Linked DNA regions of Homo sapiens: region 1 is linked to region 2. A link is a loop called in an ENCODE intact Hi-C map of the cell type or tissue named here. Cell type or tissue: psoas muscle. All regions are shown on one strand. Each heading gives the region's core, and the rest is flanking DNA. Links, peaks and the distances in the headings are about the cores only.

What was found. Hi-C counts contacts between places; a loop is a spot of excess contacts. Peaks named below come from ENCODE experiments on the same cell type or tissue, not always from the same donor. Only the 100,000 strongest peaks of a DNase experiment are listed, where the experiment ranks them.
Region 1: a loop joins it to region 2, with 3 times the contacts of the local background. A loop is called at or near these places in 3 of 110 quality-filtered maps.

The regions. Positions count from the first base shown.
Region 1 is chr20:48,901,916-48,907,282 of GRCh38, reverse strand. No RefSeq gene overlaps it. Among named protein-coding and RNA genes, the nearest start is that of ARFGEF2, 17 kb to the left of the region's middle. In psoas muscle, for the core only: a CTCF peak has its summit at 2,054 (motif pointing right); a DNase peak (open chromatin) is centred at 2,056.
Region 2 is chr20:47,661,624-47,666,990 of GRCh38, reverse strand. It overlaps SULF2 (sulfatase 2), which reads left to right. Exons shown (of 21, transcript NM_001387048.1): 12 at 503-731; 13 at 1,038-1,134; 14 at 1,698-1,792; 15 at 2,802-2,861; 16 at 3,369-3,538; 17 at 3,779-3,921; 18 at 5,095-5,218. Among named protein-coding and RNA genes, the nearest start is that of SULF2, 120 kb to the left of the region's middle. RefSeq lists enhancers at 203-1,186, 1,187-2,172, 2,706-2,755, 2,786-2,925, 3,736-3,785. In psoas muscle, for the core only: a CTCF peak has its summit at 3,048 (motif pointing left); a DNase peak (open chromatin) is centred at 3,040.

The sequences.
Region 1 (5,367 bases), core at 156-5,155, 1.2 Mb before region 2:
AGGCAGGAGAATCGCTTGAACCCGTGAGGCGGAGGTTGCAGTGAGCCAAGATCACACCACTGCACTCCAGCCTGGGTGACAGAGTGAGACTCTGACTCAAAAAAAAAAAAAGAAAGAGAAAGAGAGAGGGAGAGAGAGAGAGAAGAAGAGAAAAGGAGAAAGAAAGAAAGAAAGGAAAGGAAGGAAGAAAGAGAGAGAGAGAGAGAAAGGAAGGAAGGAAAGAAGGAGAGAAAGAAAGGAAGTAAGGAAGGAGAGAGAAAGAAGGAAGAAGGAAAGAAAAAGAAAGAAAGAGGAAGGAAGGAGAGAAAGAAGGAAGAAGGAAAGAAAGAGAAAGAAAAAGAAAGAAAAGAAAGAAAGAAAGAAAGAAAGAAGGAAAGAAAGAAAAAATTGATGGATAAAGAACCCTACAATGCAGAGATACAAGAGGCAATAGTGGCTAACACTACTTCTCTGGTGCTTCCTATAGGCCAGGGACTGTTCTGAGTGCTTTACTTAAATTGGCTCATTGAATCCTTACAAAATCCCCAATATTTCCCCCATTTAACAGAAGAGAAAACTGAGGTTTCTTGTCCAAGGTTACATGGCTGGTTCACATGAGAGCTGGGATTTGGGTCCAGGGTGTCAGGCTCCAGCAGCTGAACTGGTAATACTGGATGCTGTAATTTAAGACGTGACAACTTAGTATAGCACAAAGTGACCCTCAGGTGAATAGGCAAAGAAAAACTGGAGTTTAGAAGACCACGGAGAAGAGCTGTGAGCTGGATGTTGAAGGATGCTTTGGCCTAAAATAGACAGGAGGAGGGGAGACGGTGATATTTCCTCTGATCTAATCACCGTGTAATTCTTCAGCCCTGTCCTTGGCCTCAGGGACACTGCAGTGGGCAAAATGCCCAAGTCTTTACCCTCATCAAGCTTAATTTGTAGCGTGGGAAACAGATCATAAACACATAAACAAACGTGGGGGTGGTTAAAGCCTTATTATGTCATATTTTCAGTTTTTATCAGGAATTAGTTGTTGTGGCTGTTTTGAAATAAAGTCCACAAATTCGTTGACACTCTTCTCATTGAAAGGTGAGGTCTACATCCCCTCCCCTTGAAACTGGTTGGGCTTTGGAGAGTGTTGCTAACAGAATATGACAGAAGCGATGCTAGGTAGGCAGGGCCCAGTGACTCGCACCTGTAATCCCAGTGACTCGCACCTGTAATCCCAGTGGCTCGCACCTGTAATCCCAGTGACTCGCACCTGTAATCCCAGTGGTTTGCACCTGTAATCCCAGTGGTTTTGGAGACGGAGGTGGGACTGTTGCTTGAGCCCAGGAATTTGAGGTCTCAGAGAGCTCTGTCACCCACTGCACTCCAGCTTGGGTGACAGAGCAGACCCAAACTTTAAAAAAAAAAAAAGAAAAGAAAAGAAAAAAGAAATAAAGAAAAAAGGCCAGGCATGGTGGCTCACGCTTATAATCCCAGCACTTTGGGAGGCTGAGGTGGGCAGATCGCCTGAGGCCAGGAGTTGGAGACCAGCCTGGCCAACATGGTGAAACTCTGTCTCTACTAAAAATACAAAAATTAGCTGGGCGTGGTGGCATATGCCTGTAATCCCAGCTACTCCAGAGGCTGAGGCAGGAGAATCGCTTGACCCGGGAGGTGGAGGTTGCAGTGAGCCGAGATCACACCATTGTACTCCAACCCAGGTGACAGAATGAGATTCCGTCTCAGGAAAAAAAAAAAAAAAAGAAGAAGAAAAAGGCAAATTTAGACAGTTAAGGGCACAAGCCTCAGGGACTGCCTGAGTGTGAAGATGAGGGAGAGTAGGTGTCTAGTGTGACCCCCACGTTTCTTACTTGGGGAACAATGGGTGGTCAGGCCATTTACCAAGACAGAGAACGAGGAAAAGCTGGTTTCAGAAGAAGCATGTTAAAGATTCTAACTCCAAGATTACACCTTCCAATAAACATCCCTCTTAAGCAATGCTAGCTTCTGCAACACCTCTTAGATTATCTGACTTTTTTCATAAAAAGGAAAACTTTTGCACCGCTGCCAATGCAATTTCTATATTGGCCACCAGAGAGCACCAATGCTCGAGCAGTTCAACTAGACTCACCACCTGGTCCTGTTTTACACTTTAGAAAAAAAAAAAAAAAAAAAAAAAGCCGGGGGAAAGATTTTGGCTTCATCATCTTGTCTCAGAATCATTCTCGTGAGCTTCCCTGGCACCGGGATAAAATCTGATAGCTATGTCATGTGTGAAAAAGGTTTGGCTTATTGGATCCCTCAGTGCTAATTAGGAAAAAATCTCCTCCCTCACCACAATTTTCCATGTGTGCCTGAGCCCACCTCACGAAGTCCAGGGGACTTTCCTGATTTGTTTTGCATTGCTAGCCTTAGGCAAAACCCAGCACATTTTGCTTCTGATACATTTCCACTGCTGCCTCGTTTTCCCCACTGTCACCCGTGACCTCTGTGCTTCCCTCTCATTGCTGTGCTTCCAGCCCCGGGAACTTGCTCCTTCAGTTGCCTGATGGGAAAGCACAGAGGGTAGTTCCTTCCTAGAAGTGATTTCAGCCCCATTGCCTCCCATCCCCTCGCCTCTCATTCTCCAAGGACATTCAGCAGCTTGTGGGGGGCGGGGTATCAGAGCCTCACAGACCAAAGCCTGGTGTCTGCTGCCCTAGGTCTTTCTCTCTCTCTTTCTTTCTTTCTTTTCTTTCTTTCTCTTCTTTCTTTCTCTCTCTCTCTCTCTCTCTTTCTTTCTTGCTCTGTCGCCCAGGCTGGAGTGCAGTGGCAGTGGCGCCTTCTCGGCTCACTGCAACCTCCGCCTCCCGGGTTCAGGTGATTCTCCTGCCTCAGCCTCCCGAATAGCTGGGACTAAAGGAACGTGCCACCACACCCAGCTAATTTTTTGTATTTTTAGTGGAGATGAGGTTTCACCGTGTTAGCCAGGATGGTCTTGAGCTCCTGACCTCGTGATCCTCCCACTTTGGCCTCCCCATGTGCTGGGATTACAGGCATGAACCACTGTGCCTGGCCCTTTTTTTTTTTTTTTTTGAGATAGATTCTTGCTCTGTCGCCCAGGCTGGAGTGCAGAGGCACGATCATGACTCACTGCAGCCTCCACCTCTCGGGTTCAAGCAATTCTCCTGCCTTAGCCTCCCCAGTAGCTGGGATTACAGGCGCCCACCACCATGCCCAACTAATTTTTTTTGGTATTTTTAGTAGAGACGGGGTTTCGCCATGTCGGCCAGGCTGGTGTCAAACACCTGACCTCAGCTGGTCTGCCCACCTTGGCCTCCCAAAGTGCTAGCATTACCGGCGTGAGCCACCGCGCCTGACCTGCCCTAGGTATTTCTTTCTGTTGTTCTTCTAGATGACTCTAGGACCCCTGACCTCCTGGGGGGCCACTGCTTCCCCTCTAAACCCGCTCCCATGGCAGGCGATTTAGGGCCAACTCCCAAGCCAGATCCCACCAAGGGTGATGGTTCCCAGAGTCCCCTGGGCCCAGCGGCAGAGGGGACCAAAACTACCCACTGTTGTCATTAATGCACCACCTGGAAGTCATTATTTGGCAATAGAATCTCTCTATTCCTGAAGGTACCAAGGCCGTAGGAATTACAGATTCTCTCTGGTCTGGTAAACATTATCTCCCAGACTTGTGGCTGCATAGAATTCATCTCAGCCTGCTGAGATCATTGCTACTCACCTGGTTTTCCCATGATCAGAACTAATTTCTTTCTTCTTTTTTTTTGAGACTGAGTCTCACTCTGTCGCCCAGGCTGGAGTGCAGTGGCGTGATCTCGGCTCACTGCAACCTCTGCCTCCCAGGTTCAAGCAAGTCTCCTGCCTCAGCCTCCTGAGTAGCTGGGACTACAGGTGTGCTCCACCACGCCTGGCTGATTTTTGTATTTTTAGTAGACATGGGGTCTCGTTATGTTGGCCAGGCTGGTCTTGAACTCCTGACCTCATGTGATCCGCCCGCCTCGGCTTCCCAACGTGCTGGGATTATAGGTGTGAGCCACCGTTCCCAGCCAATCAGAACTAATTTCTGTCTTGGGGTTCTCTTGTTGCTTGTGCCTCCATTAAAGCAGTTATCCTGGGATTTTATTCTTTTCAGAGCCTGAAAACCTCCTTTGGGCAAAACAATCCCTTTTACACATCTCAGAATTCCTTAGAGTTGGGATATCTGACATCCGACATCCTCTGACCACACACACACACACACACACACACACACACACACACTCTCTCTCTCTCTCTCTCTCTCTCTCTCTTTCTCTCTCCGCCCCCCCCCCCACCATCACCTGGCTAGACTGTAGATGGTGAGGAGGTCGTTTGCTTCTTTGTTTATCAGTTCCTGGTACTATGGGGGAACACACAGGCATGTAGTGAAATTTTCATGAAAGTAAACTTAAACAACTACCATTTATGTTAATATATTAATCTCCTTTCCTTTTTGGGGGTAGTGATGTTGGTGGTTAAAATGTTCTTTTACTGTGAAGTAATGGAAAAAATATTTCTTTAATTTTATTTTATCCTGTAGTCTTTACTTGGCAATATAAAAAGTAGACCATCTTATTTCGGTTGCCCAATCATTCATTTTATTTTTAAGAATTTTTACTGCCTTTGAGAAGTCCAAGAGGCTGGAAACTGTTGTCCCACCATTTTCAGCACAGTCCTCAAAGCAGAGCCATCCTCAGGAAACACCAAATTGCCATAAGACACAGCAGTTCCACTCCCAGATATACACCCAAGAAAATGGTACAAGGTACACACACACAATCTCGTAAAAAATGGATGTTTATAGCAGCGTTATTCACAATAGCCAAACAGTGGAAACAGCCCAAATGTCCATGGATGGATGGAAGGATAAATGAAGTGTGGTCTATCCATACAATGGGATATTATCCAGCCACAAAAAGGCGTGAAGCCTTGATACATGCTGCAATATGGACAGATCTTGAAACCGTGATGCTAAATGAAAGAAGCCAGACCCAAAAGGCCACATATTACATGAAATGCCCAGAGCAGGCAAATGTATAGAAACAAAAAGCAGGTGGCAGCTGCCAGAGGATGGGAGGAGGGGTTAAATGGGAGTGGTTGCTCATCGGTATAAGTGTCCTTTGGGGTGATGAAAATGTTCAAAAATTGATTGTGGTGATGGTTACACAACTCTGTGAATATACTAGAAACCATTGAATTGTACACTTTAAAAGGGTAATTTTGACATATGTGTATTATATCTCAATAGAAAAATAAAACAGGCTGGGGTGGTGGCTCATGCCTGTAATCCCAGGACTTCGGGGGTGCGAAGGCTGGAGGATCTCTTGAGGCCACGAGTTTGAGACAAGTCTGGGAAACATAGTGAGATCTTGC
Region 2 (5,367 bases), core at 162-5,161:
ACTACCCTCTCCCCCAGCCCCTGGCAATCACCAATCTTCTTTCTGCCGCTATAGATTTACCTATTCTGGGTAGTTCCTATAAATAGAATGTAACAATACGAGCCCGCTTTGTGTCTGGCTGGTTTCACTCCGCCTGCTTTTGACATTCATCCACGCTCTAGCGTGAATCAGAACCTCGCTCCTGGTTCTGGTCGCATATTCCGTTGTACAGATGATGTACCGCCATTTGTTTACCCGCAAGCAGCTCTCGCTTGAAATCCTCTTGAGTCAGTGGCTTCTTGGCTCCAGGACTTCCGTCTTGCCGGTGTGATCACCTCGAGGCCCTCCCCTGCGGTCCAGGATCTGCGAGCAGGCGGGTAGATTCCACGACCCCTCGAGTCGCAGGCAAAGCTGAGCCTCATGCTTGGAAGCCCGGCCCTATCTTGATGAAGGACCCACTGCCCTGGGAGCCTGGCCAGCCTTTCCTGCCTCCCTAACTCTGCCACTCCTCTAATGCCCACAGAGTACAAGGCCAGCTATGTCCGCAGTCGCTCCATCCGCTCAGTGGCCATCGAGGTGGACGGCAGGGTGTACCACGTAGGCCTGGGTGATGCCGCCCAGCCCCGAAACCTCACCAAGCGGCACTGGCCAGGGGCCCCTGAGGACCAAGATGACAAGGATGGTGGGGACTTCAGTGGCACTGGAGGCCTTCCCGACTACTCAGCCGCCAACCCCATTAAAGTGACACATCGGTGAGTGTCCAGGTGGAAGTCGAGGGTGAAGGGGACAGGACAGACCTCGGCAAAGGGCTTCCCACACCTCTTGGGCCCCTGAGGACCAAGATGACAAGGATGGTGGGGACTTCAGTGGCACTGGAGGCCTTCCCGACTATTCAGCCGCCAACCCCATTAAAGTGACACATCGGTGAGTGTCCAGGTGGAAGTCGAGGGTGAAGGGGACAGGACAGACCTCGGCAAGGGCTTCCCACACCTCTTGGGCACCTGGGCTGCTCCCCCTCCACCACCTCCGAGCCACACGTGATCCCTTCTCTCAAGCAGGTGCTACATCCTAGAGAACGACACAGTCCAGTGTGACCTGGACCTGTACAAGTCCCTGCAGGCCTGGAAAGACCACAAGCTGCACATCGACCACGAGGTGAGTGGAGAGCGGGAGAGGAGCATGCTCTCGGCCACCACGGGCCTGGCAGGACCCCCGGTTCACAGTGGGAGGGCAGTGAGGCCAGACCCAGGGAAGAGGCTGGAGAGGTGAAGTGAGGTCCCCACAGATTCCTCAACGCGGGGATAGGTGTCAGTCCCAGCATGAGACAGATAGCTTCCTGCCCAGGCCGTCTGAGGGACGATGGCTTAGCCACGTTGTCCCCCTTTTGACTTACAAGAAGTCTACGCTACAGGAGGCCTTTCATCAAACCCAGGGGAGACACTGGAGGCCTCAGTGGGCTCAGCGGGTTCCTGCGCAGGCCAGGCCGGAAAAATGACTCGGTTCCCTTGCAAGGGCTGGCTGGAGGAGAAGGCGGGCTTCCTTCAGGCAGAACAAGTACCTCCTCCCCACCCAGACATGCCGGTGCTTGCCCTGGGGCCCGGGGAGTGCAGGCTGCCGCTGCTGAGCACAGACACGGCAGCGTGGGGGCAGTCACCAGGCCAAGTCTTTGTTGTCCAGCCTTGAAGGTTTCAAGGCCTCCTCTTCTGCCCCTCCCTCAGATTGAAACCCTGCAGAACAAAATTAAGAACCTGAGGGAAGTCCGAGGTCACCTGAAGAAAAAGCGGCCAGAAGAATGTGACTGTCACAAAATCAGGTGAGGCAGTAGCAAAGGGACCTCCCTAAGACCCCACTCTCCTACAGGACAGTTCAGTTCATCCCCTCTCGTGATTGACCCCTTTCATTTTTTATTTTTATCTTTATCTTCTCCCCTCATGGCATTAAAAAAATCCGTAATTTACCTCCCTGTTGTCAGCCAGTGTGGCACACGGACCTGCTCCTCAGCCAGGCTGGCGCCCAGATTCCAGTACTGCTAGCAAGAGACCCGTGCTGGCTGCGCAGAGCCGGCTCCAGGCCGGAAAAGTGCCTCTGCCGATTGCCCTTTCAGAAATCCCCCATGTGGTTTGAGGTCCATGTTCCCGGCTTAGGGGTCCCCTGGCCCAAAGGACTGAACTCTAGAACAGCTCTAATAGAACATTCTGTGCTGACGGAAATGGGCTATATCTGCACTACACCACACGTGGCTGGTGCATACTTAAAATTTTGGCTAGTGTCACTAAGGAGCCAAATTTTTTATTTTGCTTAATTCAAATTGAAGTAGCCACCTGTGGCCAGTGGCTACCATACTGGACAGCACAGCTGTAGAAGCCCTGCTGTCTTTCCAGAAAGTGTTGCAAAACACAGGCTTCCCTGTGTTGACCCCGACCAAGTGTGAGTAGGCAGGGTGGTGAGGGAACCAACCTCAAGATGCTGAGGCTTTGACATGTAAAATTAACCATCAAAAAAGAAAGGAAAAAGGATGCTGAGGCTGATGCACCTAAAGCCAGGCCCAGCTTCTAGTCGTGGCTAAATTACAATTAACCCAACCTGCTAAAGTCTAGCAAAAGTCCAGGCAGAGTCCTGGCTCATGCTTGGAGAAAGAAGCCACTCAGGCAGGCACCTGCTGCCCTGAGGATAGGGTCATGCCCTACCCACCACCACCCCAGAAGGAGGGACAGGGGTGGGGCAGCAGCAACACATGGGAGTCCCAGAAATCACAGCTTGCACCTGCCAGCGGAGCCCTCTGAGCCACTCCTGAAGCCTGGGGCTGGGGGGGTCTGTTACAGCTACCACACCCAGCACAAAGGCCGCCTCAAGCACAGAGGCTCCAGTCTGCATCCTTTCAGGTAAGAGCAGCTTGAGGTCCTGGGGAAGAGATGCAGAGGCCTGCATGAGGAGGTGGCCCTCCCTTAAGCTAAAACTCAGAAGAAAAGGAAAGAAGTCCAGGCCCTTCCCTGGGAAGTCCACGGTAGCCCTCGAAGAGGCCTTACTTCCCAATCAACACTGAGCGGGCCTCCGACGCCCCCTTGTGGCTAAATGGGGTTACCGCAACTCCACCAAGCAGGGCAGGACACAGGAAGGAGGGGAAAGGGGTGTCAACAGGAGTCCCAGTAGCTGCCTGGTTCTGTCCCCAGCTTGTGCCCCCTTGGGAGTTAAAGTAGAATGACAAGACCCAGGTTCTGGTCCCGGCTCTGCCTTGGAGCAGCACTGGGACTTGGGACCCTGAATTGCTATGCCCATGGCTCTCTGTTGGAGAAGCCTCAGCGAAGCCCTTAGGTGGACAGGAAGAGCAGAGACATGGGGTCACTGATCCCTCAGAGGCCCAAGGTGTGTGTGGCCCTCTGCGCCCATAGGAAGGGCCTGCAAGAGAAGGACAAGGTGTGGCTGTTGCGGGAGCAGAAGCGCAAGAAGAAACTCCGCAAGCTGCTCAAGCGCCTGCAGAACAACGACACGTGCAGCATGCCAGGCCTCACGTGCTTCACCCACGACAACCAGCACTGGCAGACGGCGCCTTTCTGGACACGTGAGCAAGCCCAGGGCAGGGGTGGACAGGCTGAGGCCCAGGGGTTCAAGAAACTTCTCCACTTAGTGACCCAGACCTCTCTCAGAAAGGGGGTCCCCAACACCAGGGGTCCACGGTGCTCGGGACAGCCTCTTGGCATTTGACGAACTGGTTTTAGGGGCTGTCCCTGACAGGAATCACTGTTGGCAGATGGGGCCTCCTCCCGCAGGCACTCAGGACATGCTCTCTCTTCCTTGGCAGTGGGGCCTTTCTGTGCCTGCACCAGCGCCAACAATAACACGTACTGGTGCATGAGGACCATCAATGAGACTCACAATTTCCTCTTCTGTGAATTTGCAACTGGCTTCCTAGAGTACTTTGATCTCAACACAGACCCCTACCAGGTACAGGCAACCCGAGCTAGAGGGATGGGGGTGTGGGGTACACCAGTGCTGCCAGGTAGGCCCCCCCCAACCTCAGGGAAGTGATGACAAATTGTCCAAGTCCCACTGAGTCCCTGAGCCGGTGGGAGTAAGTTGTGAAGCTGCTGAGATTGGGGGTTCTGTGTTCAATCAGCCTTTTTTGCCTCCATCACCCTGCTTTTTGCCTCCATCACCCTGCGTGTGTAATATATATGGCTTCTTCCCTCTAACTTAACATGCAGCATGCAACCAGGTTTTGCCGGAACTTGTGAAGACTCCTAACACTGTCAGGCTGTAGGATCAAGCCAAATATCACCCACTGCAGGGCCTACACGGACCGCGCAGCTAATATAACAGTAACACACTGCACCAAGCACTCTGCTAAGTGCTTCCGTACAGTAAGCCATCTAAACACACATGCGACTGAAGTGGCCCAGGACCACACAAGACCAAAAGGAGCAGTGGCATGTCTGGTCATCGGAACATGTGGGCCCTTGTACAGGGACAGTCACTACTGAGCTCCAGCACTAGAGCTTTCCTGTACTGTGGCCTTGGTATTGCCCAGGCTTTGACCTTTCAAGAAAAGCCTGAAATAATTTAAATGAAATCTGATGTTTAAATGTCAGCAGCACAAATGCTTTAATTACTATATAGGTGTGCAGTCTTTCTCCTTAGATAGGTTCACCCTCATACTTTACCAAAGGGGTAGGTTAAGTCCCTCACCGGTAGCTCCCAGACTACACAAGAACCCAGGCCACTTACCCGTCCTTTCATCAAATGGCTGCTTTGCAATCAGGAGGAGCTGAGGGCCCCTGAATGAAGGCTGCTGATAAAACCAAGACTTGGAAGGCTTTCTTTCCAAGCTTGGGAAGTTTCCTGACCAGTGGCTGCAGAACTCCAACGTTAAATACACAGACGTGGTTTTTATTCTCCTGAGTTTTCACTCTCATGAAGAGTGAACCTGGTGGGACTTGAAGCCAAAAAGTCACCTAACTCTTCCAAACGCTGGCTCTTGCAGAAGTTGGAGTAAACAGGTCACCAGCCCCTAGCACCTTCCACCCGCCACCTGCCTGAAATATGTCCCCTGGTTGGTAGAAGGGCAGGGCGAGAGTCCCTGTACTTACCTTGTTGACAGACTACCTTTTTTGCAACCAGCTGATGAATGCAGTGAACACACTGGACAGGGATGTCCTCAACCAGCTACACGTACAGCTCATGGAGCTGAGGAGCTGCAAGGGTTACAAGCAGTGTAACCCCCGGACTCGAAACATGGACCTGGGTGAGTAGGCACCCCAACGTGGGGCCCTTGGACAGCAGGGTAACCAAAGGAAGGGACTCAGGAGGTGGTGTCTACCCCAAGAATGAGCCTGAAATCACCAGGCTTTGGGAGGTGATACAGTTCCAGACGAGTCATGGGAGCCCCTGTCC